Regions from separate parts of the Mus musculus genome. Here region 1 is linked to region 2. Evidence: chromatin loops called from intact Hi-C (ENCODE). Cell type or tissue: left cerebral cortex. All regions are shown on one strand. Links, peaks and the distances in the headings refer to the core of each region. The heading gives the core; the rest is flanking DNA.

Evidence for each region. Peaks named below come from ENCODE experiments on the same cell type or tissue, not always from the same donor. Only the 100,000 strongest peaks of a DNase experiment are listed, where the experiment ranks them.
Region 1: a loop joins it to region 2, with 3.0 times the contacts of the local background. A loop is called at or near these places in 4 of 42 quality-filtered maps.

The regions. Positions count from the first base shown.
Region 1 is chr3:55,351,769-55,360,103 of GRCm38, reverse strand. All of the region lies in intron 3 of Dclk1 (doublecortin-like kinase 1), which reads right to left. Among named protein-coding and RNA genes, the nearest start is that of Gm9831, 47 kb to the left of the region's middle. In left cerebral cortex, for the core only: CTCF peaks have their summits at 5,108 and 6,686; DNase peaks (open chromatin) are centred at 5,142, 5,930, 6,725 and 7,383; H3K27ac peaks cover 2,670 bases.
Region 2 is chr3:55,275,789-55,284,123 of GRCm38, reverse strand. The region is part of intron 3 of Dclk1 (doublecortin-like kinase 1); the gene reads right to left. Among named protein-coding and RNA genes, the nearest start is that of Gm25132, 25 kb to the left of the region's middle. In left cerebral cortex, for the core only: a CTCF peak has its summit at 7,476 (motif pointing right); DNase peaks (open chromatin) are centred at 3,997, 5,986 and 7,162; H3K27ac peaks cover 4,985 bases.

The sequences.
Region 1 (8,335 bases), core at 159-8,158, 76 kb before region 2:
CTAGGGGTTTGGTACTGTGCACACATGGCTTTCATTCCATTTAGTGTTAGCGGAGCTCTCTCTCAGCCAAGTCTCACTTACATTTTTGTAAACAGCATTTCCACAGTTAAAAATATTTACTTTAAGGATTTCAGTTTATCCATTGTTCTGTCCAAGCACACCAGAAAACCCTGCTCCTGGAGGGCCACCACCATCATCACGAACACAAAGCAATCTCATTAACAGCCATGAGAACAGTCAAGAGGCCACATTGTGCTGGCTAGTTTTATGTCAAACTGACATAAGCTAGAGTCATTTGGAAAGAGGGAACCTCAACTGAGAAGATGCCTCCACCAGACTGGCCTGTGGGCAAGCCTTGGAGGTATTTTGTTAATTAGTGATTGATGTGGGAGAATCCAACCCATGTGGACAGTGCTACCCCTACCTAGCCTGGTGGTTCTGGGGTACATAAGAAACCAGGCCGAGAGACACAGGGGTAGCAAGCCAGTAAGCAGTGATCCTCTATGGCCTCTGCTTGACTTCCAGCCCTGACTTCCCTGCATGATATAAGGGGAAATAAATCCTCCCCCTCCCTAACTTGCTTTTGGTCATGGTGTTTTAGCACAGTGATAGAAATCCTAACTAACAGAGAAATGGGTGCCAGGTCGTGTGTTTGGGTAGGATTGCAGTGTCATTGCAACTTTGGACTAGGAAAGCCATTGAGTGAGCCTCCTCACGGGAGCTTGGAAGACAGTGCCCAGAGCAGGTTCAGACGGTGGAGGCCTGGCTTGTGAAGTTTCAGAGGGACTGAGAGTCCATCTAAGACCATGTGATATTTTGAATTTGGAGACCTTACACTGAAACCTTTGCTTTGCTGGACAGTTGACACTGGGTGCACGCACACCAGGACACCTCTTCCAAGAGAAGAAGGGTCTGAAAACTCCTGGGGACCAACCCACACTGAATCCCTCTAACCACACATGGTCACTCTCGCTCCCCTTCTTCTCCTTCATAGCTCAACACATTCTTGCCAATATTTCCATCTTGCCATCTGGGGCCCATAAAAAGCAAAACTGGACTCTGTCATATTTACTTTTATTCAAAGATCGCTCAGATATTTGAATGCTCTGAATAATTGTTCAAGCATAAGCGCCAATAAAGAAAATGAAGGCCCTTCTACATTCTGCCTTCAGGTTCAAGTCTCCCCTCTAGGCATGTCCATACCTAATTTGTTGCTCCCAGAAGAAAAATATTGACATGATGTTGACGTGGCTACGGTTCACGATCACTTGTCAATACCAGGAGCTAGAAAAGAGAAGCAAGACTTCTCTCCAAGGCTCTGGAGGATGTGAGCCCTTATCGTCACCCCAGCATTGGGCTTCTGGGACCCACGACTGAACACAAATATATCTCTGCTGTTTCCAGCCAAGTGGGTGGCACTTTGCCATGGCAGTCATGGGAATACAGGCAGCAGGCTCTTCAGGGTGAGGCATTTCCTCCTCGGGAGCCCTCCCTACTGTAGGGCCAGCACACGCCCCTCCCAACACACACTCAGGTGTCAAACAAGCCATCTTCTATGACTTTAATGTGTGATGTGTACTCCCAAGCTCCTACATGCGTAAGTTGAGTCCTCAGCCCACTTTATAAGAGATAAAGCTTTGGGGGAGGGTATTATATAGAAGGCCCCTCATGAATGAGCTGGTGCCCTTGTGAAGAAAGCTCCAGACAGAAGCATTTTTTTGGCACGTGAGGGTACACCATGAAGGTGCCACGCCCTCCACCAGCTATCCAGAAGTGCCCTCACTGGACACGGAGTCTGCCATCATCTTGACCAGTCATGGGCTCTGCACCTTTGTTGTTGTTGAACCGCCCAACTCCTGGAACACGGGTTTCCTTCTAACATGTTGTTTTGACTAAGGCTCGAGGTGTTGGCTCTAGTTACCTTTCTCTCTCCTTTAACAACCATGATTTTTGAGCTTTTTTTGTTTGATATCTAGGCCACTCCACTTTCCCAGGACAATCCTAGATTTCCTCAGACAGCAGTCACGCTGGTGCATACCCGCAGATTAAAAGGGTATATTCTCTTGCTTTGAAGCTATTTTTGTGAATGATAAGAATTCCCTAACCACTGGGCAGTGATGGTGCACACCTTTAATCCTAGCACTTGGGAGGCAGAGACAGGTGGATTTCTGAGTTCGAGGCCAGCCTGGTCTACAAAGTGAGTTCCAGGACAGCCAGGGCTATACAGAGAAACTCTGTCTCAAAAAAAAAAAAAAAATCCCTAACAATCAGATTTCTAATATTTTGCCCAAAAGAATTAAAGTTAATTCCACACATATTTTTAAGATCTAAATTTTATTTTATTTTGACTAACATGTATTAATCTAACACACTGCTGGGATTTTCATGACTTTCCCTGACTTTTCTGAAATTCAGGCTGAGGGAGAGTTGGTGGTGTGGGGAAGCAGAAGGCACAGCCCCAGTTCAGGGTCCTCGATGTTAGTCACAGAGATGGTCTACACATTGGACAGTAGGAGAGGAGGAACTCGGACAGCCTGAGACCAGCTAAGGGCAGAGGAGCAGCATTGAAGGGACATGGCTTCTGAGTAAGAAAGACAAGCTGCACGCAGTCAGGCAGCACACATGCTAAGTAAGAGCAGATTCCCACGACTACACTAAACTCAGCCTGAAATGCCTCACAGGTCATAGGTCAGACCACCAAGCAGAGTTGACCAATGGACTGCCTGTCTGATTCCCAGAGCCCTTCTTATGACTCCCATCAGGGCACAAAAGGATGGCTGTGCTCAATGGAACGGAGAAAGGAGGATTAAAAGAAAACGTGTCCATCTGATGCTCAGGGCAGTTCCTGGAGGATGAGAAGGTATCTGACCGAGGAGCCAGACTGGAGGCAATGCCTGGGACCCAAAGGCTGCCAAGAGCACCCTGGGGAAATTTCATTCCTGGTTCTGGGGTCCACTTGGCGCAATGATAAGAAGCATGCGGCAAACTCCCATGCTGCCCACTAGTGAGAGTCCTTCACAGAAAAGCTGACTTCTGCCTGATTAAGCTCTTCCCACCTGCCCCGGGGCGTCTCCTTTTCCAACTGCAGACTTAAAATCCTCTGCTATGAGCAGTGACCCCTGACTCTGAGATCCACCTCTTTCCACTCCACAGCGTTTCCATCCATTGCTGTCCCCGTGGCTCCCATAGGCACACCTCAAACTGATTCTCACCGGTACATGTCTAATGACACCTCTCGCCACAGCCCGGCCCTATTCTCCTTCTGACCGCCCTCTCCTCATCTCATCTAGTCTCCAAACCACTTCTGGCAAATTCTTTCCTCTTGTAGGTTCTCAATTAGCCAAATCAACCAACCTGACATGTGATACTGATGGCCTACTAAGTGCTCAGCTGTGTGAGCATTCATGTATGAGGAGGGGAAGAGAGAGGGAACCAGACACAGATAGATGGTGTTCAACAAAGTTTACTCATCTGTGTACAAATGAAGAATTAATAGACACTAGATCGGAAGTGGTATCGGAGATGGGAAGCGTGGGTGGTAAGCAGCAGACACTCAGCCCTTCTCACAAATATGGAGACTGGAGGCACAGAAGATCGCTGGCGTCTCCTGAAGTAACAGTGCATCGACCATGAGAAAGACCCTCCCATGCCTTCAACTGCTCTGAGGTTGGAAGCGAGCCACTGCTGGGCACAGCAATAGTAACACTTGCAGGCGACTCAGGTGGGCAGGGCTGAGATGCTCATCAGTAGAGACCCTGTGCGCTAAGAGGCAAAGCCTCAGAAGTGACCTGGAGGTTTAAGCCTCATGGACTCCGGATTTAGGGAAATAAACCGGAAATATTCAACGGCCCTCACCAGATCTTATAAAATGGCCAAAATAGCATGCTGTAGTTTGGATATGCATGCACTCAAGTTGTGTCAGCCATTCCTCAGTAGACCTTCAGAAACCAAGCACAGAGCCATGAACATCACAAATCCTGTGTGTGTGTGTGTGACGCTCCTCAGAGAGCAGCCGACACCATGATCGGTTCACAGCCTTCATATCTGAGCCTCTTTACTGGGAGTGGTAAGAGGGACAGGCGTGCCAACCACCTGGTGCTTGCCCCAAACAAGGTAGACTCAACCGCCTTTTGTCCTCAGACTCCTCTGATCAGTTCTGACAACATAAGCTCTGACTGGTCTGACCCCACTGGGTGTCCTTACTAGGACTGTTCAAGGAGACTGAGGACAAGGAATGACTAGGGCTGGAATATTCCGGATCAGTGGTATCAGCTTGAATCACAGAGACTAGGGGTACAATAAATAAGTACAGGAATACACTGCCATTCTCAAGGAAGAGATCCAACTTCAGATATCACCCCAGAGGTGTACCAGTGGCAGAAGGACATTTAATTTTTTCCCACAAGTGGATTCAAGGTGGGAAGAGGCAGTCCCGTAGCCGTGCTTGGTGAGAGGATGGCCCTGTTCTCCATCAGGAGCTGTCAACTGACACCCCAAGCACAAAACCATGTTCAGATGTGTAGATTACAGGAACCAGGATGGCCATTTGTCCCTCAAAGGAGGCCTTAATGGCTCGTTACTACAATTATCATAAATTGGCATCAATTTCGAACCTGTCAGTGAATTTCCATGATTTATGTTGTCCTTTTCCATATAACAAGTAAGCCCATGTGTGTCGTGGTTTGAATATGCTTGTCCCAGGGAGTGAGTGGCACTATTAGGAGGTGTGGCCTTGTTGGAAAAAAGTGTGTCACTGTGGGGGTGGGCTTTGAGTCCCTTCTCCTAGCTGTTTGAGTCTCTCCTAGTTCCCTTCGGAACAAGATGTAGAAGTCTCAGCTCCTCCTGCACCATGCCTGCCTAGACGCTGCCATGCTCCCACCTTGATGATAATGGACTGAACCTGTGAACCTGTAAGCCAGCCCCAATTAAATGTTCATAGCAATGGAAACCCTAGCTAAAACAATGTGTGATGATTTTATTATGCGCTGGTTTTCATTATTAATCCTTAATATTAGATTATAACTAAGGGGGAAAGCTACATAGTAGAATGCTTTCCCACTTTAATAACAAAATAGAAAATGTAGATGCTTGAAGAAACAACATGTAATACCACAATTGTCCACAGAGTGGCAGAAGAACTCCAGAAAAGTCAAGCTAGACTTGCAGCAATTATGCTGAATTCTACACACACACACACACACACACACACACACACACACCACCTTTTATAAGCTCCACTTCATAAAGAAATACTGCGAAATGACACTTGTTAGCAGAATCATGTGGGTATTCTAAAGCGTTATAAAATAAGCTTAAATCTTGACAATTTAAAATCTAACCAGAGTAAGAACTCCCCATGTGCAGAGTCCAGAGACTTTGAAGCCCCACCCATGCCTCCTCTGGTTCTCGGGTCCTCAGAAAAGCTCTCTTCTTAAGTGAAATCCATATGTGTTGTTTTAAAGACAAGGAACATGAGCCCTCCAGAGTTTAATCATTAGCCAACCTGTCCCCAATCTTTCGCAGGGCTCTGCTTAACAATGAAGCCTGGCAAATGGGTGTTCAAAATGTCAGACCATGGCGGAGGCAGGGGCCAATGGCTGCAAAGTGATGCCAAATGCCTTCCCTAACAACCATAAAGTGATGGATGACAGAGCCCTGACACAGAGACCTCAGCCAGCCCATCCCGTTCAGGGGGTCAGGGTCAGGACAGACAGAAAGCAAACACACAGAAAGGTTGAGAGGCAAAGAGCATCTATAAGGCATGGTCCTCAGATCTGTGCTGCTCATCTGAGGCCCTGTCTCGCCCTGCTTCCAACTCCAGTGCCAAAGGACTGACTCACTGCAATGTCAGCCCAAAAGGATACTTCTTTCTTTGAAAAAGATGCTGAGTCGGCTCCATGTCAAGTGGTGTTGATTCATGGGGAACAAACCCCGGTGGCCGCAGGCCAGCCCTGGTCATTTACCTCATTCAAGTCTGGGAAGCTGGAGCGTAGCAAGCCTTTTCAGTGTGTTACCACGCGGTAAGTGCTCAAAGTGATCTTTGTCTCTGCAGAGGGGACCGCATGCAGGCCGCTGGGTCCCTCTCGCAGTAAATATGAAGGATTCTCTGCACAGCAGTGGCGTCAGGCCTGCTGGATCCCAGCACACTGGCCCCTCTTTAACCTCAAGTAAAGAATGTTCCAACGTAAAGTCTGCCATCAGAGACATAATAGAATCTCCTAGTCTGGGGTCTGCTGGAAAAACCGTTTATTTTTATAGTGTGGTAAAAGACTCAGCACATAAAAGCTACCATCATGAATATTTTTATTACTTACGTATTTATACAACTACCACCACTGTATCTCTTGAACACTTCTTCATCTTTTGAAACTGAAACTAGCTTTCAACTTCCTCCTCATTCTTTCCCTCCTCTGACCTTAGCAGACACAGGCCACCTTCTCTCTCTGTGACTTTGACTGCTTCAGGCATCTCATAACCGATCATACAGTATTGGTCTTGTCCTCCTATAATATCCTCACGATTCATTCATTTGTAACCTGTGATGAAATTTCATTTTTTTTTTATCTTATTACTATCTTCTTGTTGGTAAGCTTTCATTGTTTGGGACAGCTTTCGTTTGCAGCAACCTTGAGCAGAAGTTGCAGTTCCAACCTCGCTACACATACACAGCCTCGCCTCCTAGCGACACTTCCAGCAGAGCAGTGTGTTTGCTACACATGAAGAATCCACACAGACGCGTCATTACCACATGCTGTCACGTGATCCATGGCTTCCACCAGGTTCTCTTTCAGCACTGCATATTCTGTGGCTCTGCATAAGCGTAGGGCGTGCACCCACTGTTAGAGTGTAATGCAGTTCACTGCCTCAAGAAAGTGTCTGTGTATCTTTTATTGGTAAATATTTATTTTTATTTTACTCATAGGCTTGCTTGCCTGTACGGATCTAAGTGTACCGTATGTCTGCAGTGCTCATGGATGCCAGAAGACAGAGTCAGATATCCGGAAACTAGAGCTCTGCATGGACCAAGAACAGCCAAACATAGGCTGCATCTCCTGGGCATTTCACAGTTCTTTACAAGCAGAGTTCAGATGAAGGATTTGCACTCAAGAGGAAACTAGGGGCTGTAAACGACAGCATTGGCTCCAGCCATCTGGCTTACTCGATCTCCTCTACTATCCAACATCCTTGGGCCTTGAGTTTATAAAATGTCACCAATCACCACCATTAGGACAAGCTACTCCGTGAGAAAACTCCATGTGCGATGACTGGGTGTCACTAGTGCCAGGCCGGAACCAGGGAGCCAACACCGTTCGTAACTAGTGACTACAGAACCATCTTGGGAGGTTCCCTTTGTCCATGGCCCTTGGAGAGGTGCCTGACTTTTAGCTCAGAAACATCTTTAGTCATCAAAGAGTCTGACAAAGAACAGCATAGACCGAACCGGGCTGGCGTCCTCTCATGGCCTCTGAAAGACGTTGGCAGCCGAAACTGGGCCACCGTTTAGTCATCCCCTCAGACCAGACGGCATGGTTGTGAGCCGGCTCTGGGTGGTCTTCATCCTGGGTCCGAGCTGAACAGAGCCTGGGGGATAATCAACAGCCTCACATGACCTAAGACCTCGGCATCTCGAGGTGGATGGGAGACACTCTGTCTCTCCTCCAGCCGCAACGCTGAGGAGGACGAGGGGGTGGCACAGTATTACCCTAGAATTCCAGAAAATTAGGAAGTCCAACCACCTCTGCTTTCCAAATCCTTTTTCTTTGTCATCTGTGTTCTGCCACCAGAAGCCTTTCGAGTCCCAGGGGGGGATATCTGGCAGAGAGGAGGGGGTTTTGTTGTGTGCCTTTCTCGTTTCTATTCATAGTTCTTTTCTTCTATTTTCTAGAATTATCCTGACCCAGCTCTCCTCCCTCCCTAGACTTCTCTAACATTCAAGCTTTGCCTTCCTCTCCTACCTCCCCCATTCCCTGTCCCTTTGGTTTTTACAGCTGCAAGCTACCCTAACACACCACACCACACACACACACACACACACACACACACACACACACACACACACACACACAGAGGCAAACACACACACCCCAGAACCCAGAAGGCCTCCTGTGGCAGCACCCTGCTCCCAGAAGCACCATAATCCTGTCTCTGCAGTGCCTCTCGTCACCATGGAAACAAGCATTCACAGGCACTACAGACAGACACAGCCATTACTGGCTGGTACCTGTCAACCCACATGTGAGTGTGTGTGCTTAAAATAGAAACTCTGCAAATAAAAACAGCAATTAGGGAGACCTGCGCATCTTTGTGCATATGCAGCGCGCGGCTGACAGTGGCT
Region 2 (8,335 bases), core at 307-8,306:
ATGAAAGATATCAAATATTTATATGTTTTAAAAAAATGGCTCTTGGAGGTGACGTGTTTTTAGAATCATCTACAAGGTACAAAATTATTTCCAGATCCCAAACAGAATTCTATGCTCTTCACTCCTATGTAAAATAAGACCTCTCTGCCAGCATGTTTCCGCTGGTTCTAACAATGCTTCACTCTAGCTTTCTGGACAGCAGATTTTTCTCACAGAGGAGGCAATAGATGGTTGTGCAGAAATGGGGGAAAGGATGAGGTTGGCTAAACATGGGAGTCACACATATGCCACACCTGAATTTTTCAAGAAATCAACAACATGTCCTATCGTTAAGAGTTCTTGCTCTGCCGGGCGGTGATGGCACATGCCTTTAATCCCAGCACTTGGGAGGCAAAGACAGGCAGATTTCTGAGTTTGAGGCCAGCCTGGTCTATAGAGTGAGTTCCAGGACAGTCAGGGCTACCTGTCTCAAAAAAAAAAAAAAAAAAAGAGTTCTTGCTCTAAGTAATAGCAGAGCCAACTGCTTGCTCTAAGTAATAGCAGAGCCAACTGCATTGGAATCCTGACTTTTTCAGATTTTAGAAATAAATAACTCAATGTATGTATCAAAGGTGGCTTGTCCCTAACAATGTGCTCTAAACCACTGGCCATGGCCAGCCCATTGGTAATCCTGCAATATCACGGACACATGTTTGCAGTAATGAGAGAGAAGGATGACTTCAAAGGCTTCACATCACCTAGTGTCAGTTTTACCAAGAAATGAGCTACGGCAGAAGAAGACCTGATGGTTTATGTTTAACGTGATGAAGAGTTGCTGGGAAAGAAAGACTAGAGTGGAGGAATGCAAGAAAGGAAAGCAGAAGGCTGAGCTGAAGCAACAGGACAAGCACCAATGCAAACCATGCCATGGCAGATCCAGGCACAGACAAAGCCGGGCGGGATATCTGGCCATGCCTAAGCATCAGAGCAGGAGTTAGGGATTGTGCAGAAAGCTTCCAGGACATCTGCCGTTCTCTTCCACTGGTTGGAGCTAATAAAACCCTCAGGAAATACTCATCAAGGTCAACAGGAGTGGGCTGATTGGTCTGTTTCCTGCAGGAGACTGAAAGTCAACCATGTTCTAACCTTTCCCAGACATTACTCATCCTGGGCTATACTAATCCTGTCTGAAAATATTCTGTACAGAAATACACACGTTTTTTGCTTCTTACTTTATCTAATAGTTGGCTGTCTTGGATATATATCACTACTTCTAGTTTCCAGTCCCACAACATGCATTTGTCCTATTTTTCAAAAGAGGTGGGGGTAATGCTGATTTTAAATCAAGGGTTCTCAACCAGGGGTGATTTTTGCTTCCAAAAGAAAACTGACAAGTAGTTCTGGAGAAAAGCCTCTTTATACAGTTACACAGAGGGTTTGGGAGTTTTGCATTCCCCATATCACAAAACAAGTATTTAAATGGACACCAAACTTAATGCAACATTCATCAAATGACTAAACCAAAAGCAAATTTTAAAAGAAACCAATTAGAGTTGGATAATTTTTAACACAATGAAATTAAGAATTCAAGGTGAAGCCGGGCAGTGGTGGCTCACGCCCTTAATCCCAGCACTCAGGAGGCAGAGGCAGACAGATCTCTGTGAGTTCTAGGCCAGACTGATCTACAGAATAAGTTTCAGAATAGCCAACCCTACACAGAGAAACCCTTTCTTGAAAAAAGAAAAGAAAGGAAAAGAATTCAAGGTGATTTAAATACATTTTCTCCTAAGTTGCCCTTTTCCTTATACACTGCTAAATATCATCTCGTACCACGAAGGCTAGAAGCTATGGAAGTCTTAAGGACACTATCTTCTTGCTTGGTGCATTACCGAATCAGATTGTGGAAACATTATAAAATATAATGAAACAGGAAATGTATCCAAAGTTACATTTTTTAAAGAAATAAATAAGCTGCTAGGTCTTGTAGAAGAAGACCACCTACAGCTCAAAGGAAAAGGAGCAGTTACGGTGGGTCTGAAATGCACTTTAATAGTTTCACTTTAAAAGGCATGCCTCATGCAGCCTGTGAGTCTGGTACTCAGCTTCTTGAACACAACCCTCCCTGCATCACTTGCCCAGGAAGTCCTTACCGTGCTATACAAAGAGCAGCATCAGCCATTCCCGTGCTCTGCATTCTTATCCTTACTTGAAGCTGACTTCACTATCATTTTTAACTTAGTCTATTCGATGCATTGCCAGAGGGCTGCAGGCTTAGAAGTGACTAGAATACTACCTACAGTCATGTGTGAGTGTGTGTGAGTGTTTGTGAGTATGTGTGTGTATAGTTGTATGTGTGAGTCTCTGTGCATGAATATATTTATGTGAGTGTATGTGTGTGAATGCATGTGTGAATTTGTGTGAGTATGAGTGCCTGAGTGTGAGTGTATATGTGTAAGTGTGTGTGTGAGAAAGTATGTGTGTATGAGTGTACTATAAGTCTGAGTGCATGAATGTGTGTGTGTGTGAGCGTGTATAAGTGTGTGAGTGTATAATGTGTATGAGTGTTAATGTGTGAGGTTTTATGAGGGTGTGTATGTGAGTGTATATTTGAGTGTATGAGGGAATATGTGTGGGTATGTGTATGCATGTGTGAATGTGTTTGTGAGTAGGTATTAGTGTATGAGTAAGTGTGTATGTGTGTGAGTTTGTGTGTGTGAGAGTGCATGAGTGTGTTTGTGTGAGTGTGTGTGCAAGTGTGTTTAAGTGTGTTAGTGTTAGTGTGTGAATATGTGTGAGTGCATGAGTGTGTATGTGTGTCTGTGTGTGTGTGTGTGTGTGTGTGTGTGTGTGTGAGCACAGCTTCCAACAGGGAAGAGATGGCTGTGAAAGGCCAGAGAGGGAACTGGTGAGCAAGGCGAGCCTGCTCTGAACAGCATCCCACACAAGGTTGTTCCACCCAAACAGGGAAACATCTGCACGGTACCAGTGCTGTACAGTCAAAACCCCACGCCATGGCGGAGGGCCCACTTGCAGACCCTCTTAGTGGCTCACTTTAACAGATGAGGACTGTCTAACATGGAACCCTGCAGCCCACCCCATACACCACCTTGCCCACCTCAGGCTCTTTGTGCTAAGAAGCCTGCTTTCCTTCTATTCTGATGTAAAACATGAACACTTTCACCAACCCACCAAAACCTCACTGAGGTCCATGAATAAGGGCCAGAGGACACCTGAGTGACTGTGCATTTTGACAGGAGCAAGGCCAGGTGAGGACTCTAAAACCAATTAGCCTATGGGAAATGGGCAAAGTCACTATCTCCATGGGTCCCTGACTCAGAAGGGATGGCAAAGCTTTCCTGGGGAGTCTAAGTGTTTGTGCACTAGCATTGATTGGCATGTGCAGAGAGCAGCAAAGGCAGCTTCCTGCTCCCAGGTGTTTACAGCCTGAGTGTGCTCTTCTACAGAGGCCTCCCACCAAGACTAGCTAAGCCCTCCTGCTGTGCTGCCCTGCTGTGTGGTATGTAAGGAACTCTGAGGTTCAACATTGCTTGCTGCTGGAGACTAGAGAATGAGACCCCCAGCTTCACCTTATGTTTCTCTCTGTGTCTGTAGTTTCTGCCCACCATCACAGCCCCTAGCTGGGGCCCCCAGACCCAAGCCCCTCCATACCTGGCACATGACATTCACAGAATGCTCTAAGAGTGGCTACTTTCATTTGAGAGATGGTAAAACATGGGCATAATCCCAACAGCACGGAGGCTGGAACAGGGCGATTCCCAGTTTGAGGCTAGCTTGGATTATGTTCTAAGACTGACTTGAAAAATGAAAAGTGTCCGGGAGGAAGAGAGAGAATGAAGAAGGGAGGAAGAGAGAGTCAGGGAGAAAGGAGAAGTCCTGTCTTGAATTAGACACATCTCTGAGCAAGATGAGCACCAGGTTCCAAAGCCCTGTTCTATCTTTCACTCCCTCCCTGTTCCCTGAGGCCCAAGGGAGTATATGAGAAGCAGATGGTTGTCCTTAGAAAAAGGCAGCAGCTGCCTCAGAAACCCACTCCGGATGCGTCAAAGCCATGGTTACAAGGAGCGGGCTCTCTTTACACAAGCTCTTTCTTCCAATATCTTTTATGCATAAGAATCTGAAATCTCAGTTGAATTTTCCAGCTACCTGTTTGGTGTCAGTGTATCCACCATTACAAACTGTTCAGGAGGAAGGTAGTCAGGAGGTGTGAAGAGTCTAGTTATTATTAGACCATAAGAAAGTGTTCTGTTGACGGAGGAAAATGCCAAGCCATTAACGGAACACAACAGTGTCCTCTCACTGCCTCTGGAGTTCATTTCTGATCAGAGGCTTTGATTCCCACATCAGGACCGTAAAGGGCTAGAAAGTCCTCTGCTTCGGTTCACTAACAATTCCATGTCATAACTGCCCCTGCATTGAGGGCTCTATAATAACAGTTCCATCTTTTAGTTTAAGGCTTTGCCAGGTCCCTTGTCAGTTCAGCCTTAGTTCTCAGTCTGAGAGACCAAGTACTAGCTAAAATATCAATGCTGGGGTAGAAAGGACAGACTGCTGGTGCCTCTGTCTTCATTAGCTGCTGCCTAATGCCCATACAATAAATGGACTGACAATCGCTAGCCCAGATGATGAAGAGTAAAATTTAAATGGTCATAATAAAACATTTGTTGAGTGAACTGTCTACTGATGTCCATGCAACCACCAAAACATGAAGACTTGATATATATATTTGGACCAGTGTTTTCCAAGAACCAATGTGTCAAGGTTTGGGTCCCAGGGTAGCACTCTGGTGAGCCATATAACCTTTAGGTGCAGGGCTGGCAGGAAGTCCTTACCTCAGTGGACACTCCTCTAAGGTGTTTCACGAGAGCCCAGATCTTCATTGCCTCCCTATTGCAGAGTGGTTGGTGATATCAGTGTTTGTTTGGCTGTACATCCTGCCTTATGAGTTATACATTATTGGAAACCCCAAAACAGCAGGACACTTGACCGTGCAGTAGATATTCCAGAATTATGAGCCAATTAAAACCCCACTTTTCTCCTCAGGTGCTGCCTTGGGTACTTCATTACAGTAACAGGAAACTGGCTAATGCAATGCTCTAAGCCTTAAGAGGAAGATTCAGTAGGATCAAACATGGAGTCAGTCATAGGAAGAACACAGTGGTGTGGTTGGTAGTCCTGTAGTCTGTAGTGCATAGTGGTAGGGAGTAAATGACCATGGAAAGCCTGAGACAATGAGCTTCCCATTGAGATCGTTTTAGATAGGCTTTCTTCCAATAGAACAACAACTTAGAGGGGAGACATGATGCACCATCTGTCTGGGAGAGCCCCATCTCTCCCTAGTGGCAGTCCTGGAAGACAGTTCTCGACTACACTGTGGTTTTCTATTAAACACGGAATTAAACAAATCTCATCAGCAGAGAGATTGCTCTGTGATCTTTCATTATTTTTGTAACACAGTCAAAATGGGCCGGAAAATAATAGAAATGGATGAAACAGAGATTTCTCTTTCTCAGACAACTGGTTTCATCGAAGGGAAAATAAACTAAATGCATTTGTTTTCTGGCTAAATAGGATTAGGGCAAAGAGACACTTGGGATTAGAGTATACGAGAGGATAAGTCAGATAGTTCCTGAGGCATTCAAGAACAGATGCAGAAATGTCAGGAAACATTTTTGAAAGTGGGCCTGACAGAAGGAAAGGGCAAGGAGGGCCGGATCTGAGAATCACCAGGCAGACAGTAGCTAGAGATGCTTTCTGCCTGTTGCTTATCCGCAGACCATTAATGATGCTGGGTTAGGGAACTGGACCACAGGGACAGCCAGAGTGTGTTTTATTTTTCAAATGATGACTGTACATCACTGGACACCTAGGGCTCAAACCTTGAAGGCCATTTCCAAAAATGTTTATTCACAGTATGTTGAAAAGGAATGACTAAAAAGAAGAGACAAGACACAAAATTGAAGGTTGTTTTTTAAGGCCTCCTTCGAGAATTCCTAAGCAGACAGCACAGGCACAGAAAGAACAGCAGTCTAAGGGTGGGGGCTAAAAGCCCAGATCTGGAAATAGTTCATCTATTTTGAGATTTGTCCTGAAGAGCTGTACTTTACAAGCAGTTAATTACACCTGTGGTGGCTGCAGTCATGTTACCCATTATACATGCCCCCACTAACACTCTACCAGAAGGAGGCCCACAAAGGATTAGTACAGAATATTAAAAAGGAGGAGGGAAAAACATGTGGCTAAAAGCTAACATGAGAAGAATAAGCTAGTACAAATTTGTCCTCACTAACACTGGTGACAGGCACCTGTCTTAGTCAGAGTTCCTATTCCTGCACAAAACATCATGACAAAGAAGCAAGTTGGGGAGGGAAGGGTTTATTCAGCTTACACTTCCTCACTGCTGTTCATCACCACAGGAAGTCAGGACTGGAACTCAAGCAGGTCAGGAAGCAGGAGCTGATGCAGAGGCCATGGAAGGAAGTTCCTTACTGGCTTGCTTCTCCTGCTTTCTCAGCCTGCTCTCTTATAGAACCCAAGACTACCAGCCCAGGGATGGCACCACCCACAATGGGCCCTCCGTCCTTGATCACTAATTGAGAAAAAATGCCTTACAGCTGGATCTCATGGCGGCATTTCCTCAAGGGAGGCTCCTTTCTCTGTGATAACTCCAACCTGTGTCAAGTTGACACATAAAACCAGCCAGTACAGGCACCCAATTTAGTTTTTAAGTATTCCCAGGATAGACTTATATTCTCCCACCAAAAATAACAACATTAATATCCCATTAAAAAAAAACAGTCTTAATTTAAATCAAGTTGATACTGAAAAGAAACAGCATACTCATAAGTATTCAGAGATTGTAATCTAACATCTTTAACTGAGAACAATTTCCAATTTCTACTTTACTATCAACAATAACTTACCAGAAAGTGATATTTTCTGTAAGAAACCACTTTTAACCTTAGTTACAAGTATTCATGTGTTTATGCACACAGGGGAAAGGCCGAGAGTATGCCATGCATTCAAGAGCAGAGGAAAACCTGTTGGAACTGGTTCTTGCCTTCTACCTTTTGGGTCCCAGAGACCAAAGTCAGGCCAGCAGGATTGGCAGCAAGCACCATTACCTGCTGAGTCATCTCACCAGCTCTAAATACCCACCTCTAAAAAAAACCACCATGCAATCAAAGCCTCAAATAGCATATGTAAATTACTTTAACAAACCAGCATTTACCAAGCCAAAATAAGAGCAAACTATTAGCCAAACATGCCATCAGTCAGTAAACCCACTGAAATCCAAGTGCTTGTGTCCCCAAACCTTTTTTCTCTGCTTCGAACTAATTTATTTATACAATTAAACATCTAGAACACGCTATGAAGATGTTAAATAATTTTGATGTTTTTAAAAGAATTATTTATGTTATGTTTGAACTTCAAGTATACATATGTTCCAGATGTGTCTGCAGTTCCCACAGAGGCCAGGAGATGGTGTCAGGTCCCCTGGAACTGGAGTTCCATGTGCCTGTGAACTGTGTGATGCTCTACTAAGTTAGAGAAATCAAGATGGAAATGACCAAGTCTCTCTTGAATCCATTAACTGTGACACATTGATACTTGGCTCCATTTCCAAGCAATAACTATATCCGCAATGTGTAAGAGACATTAGATGTCATTGCTGGAATGTATCCACACACTGGGTGTACTTCATCATTTTAAAGATGTATTGCTTGAAACTGCACCCATTGCGAGACTTGAAGCCAGGAATGTGGTCCCTCTTAATGAAAAAACATATGAGAAGAAAAAGCCAAGTGTCTCACACTTATCAGAAACTCAGATGAGGAGACAGACAGACGGACAGACAGGTGGGAATGCTGAGACACAAACTGGTCATGGCCCCTCTCTAACCTGCCAAGCAAAGCATGGACCTTTGGTCTTGATCAAGAGTGTGGGGCAGGCTTTGGCAATGCTAGCTGAGCAAACACTAGGACCTGAGTTGGAGCCCAGCCTTCACATAAAAATAAAGAAATAAATACCTTTACTAATGCCCGATGTGGTGGTGGTACAGACCTGTTACCCCGGAGTTGGGAGTTTAGGGGGAGACAGGAGGACCCCTGGGCCTCACTGGCCAGCCAGCAGCAGAATCATTAAGACGGGGGTCCCAATGAATCCTATCTCGAAAAACAAGTAAGCTGGCTCCTGAGGAACAACTACCAAGGTTGACCTCTGGCCTCCTGCACACACGTGAACACACACACACATCTGCACACATACACACACATATAAGATGTTAAAATTTAAAATAAAAAACAAGTCTGAGGTATTAAAAGGCAGGAAACTATGC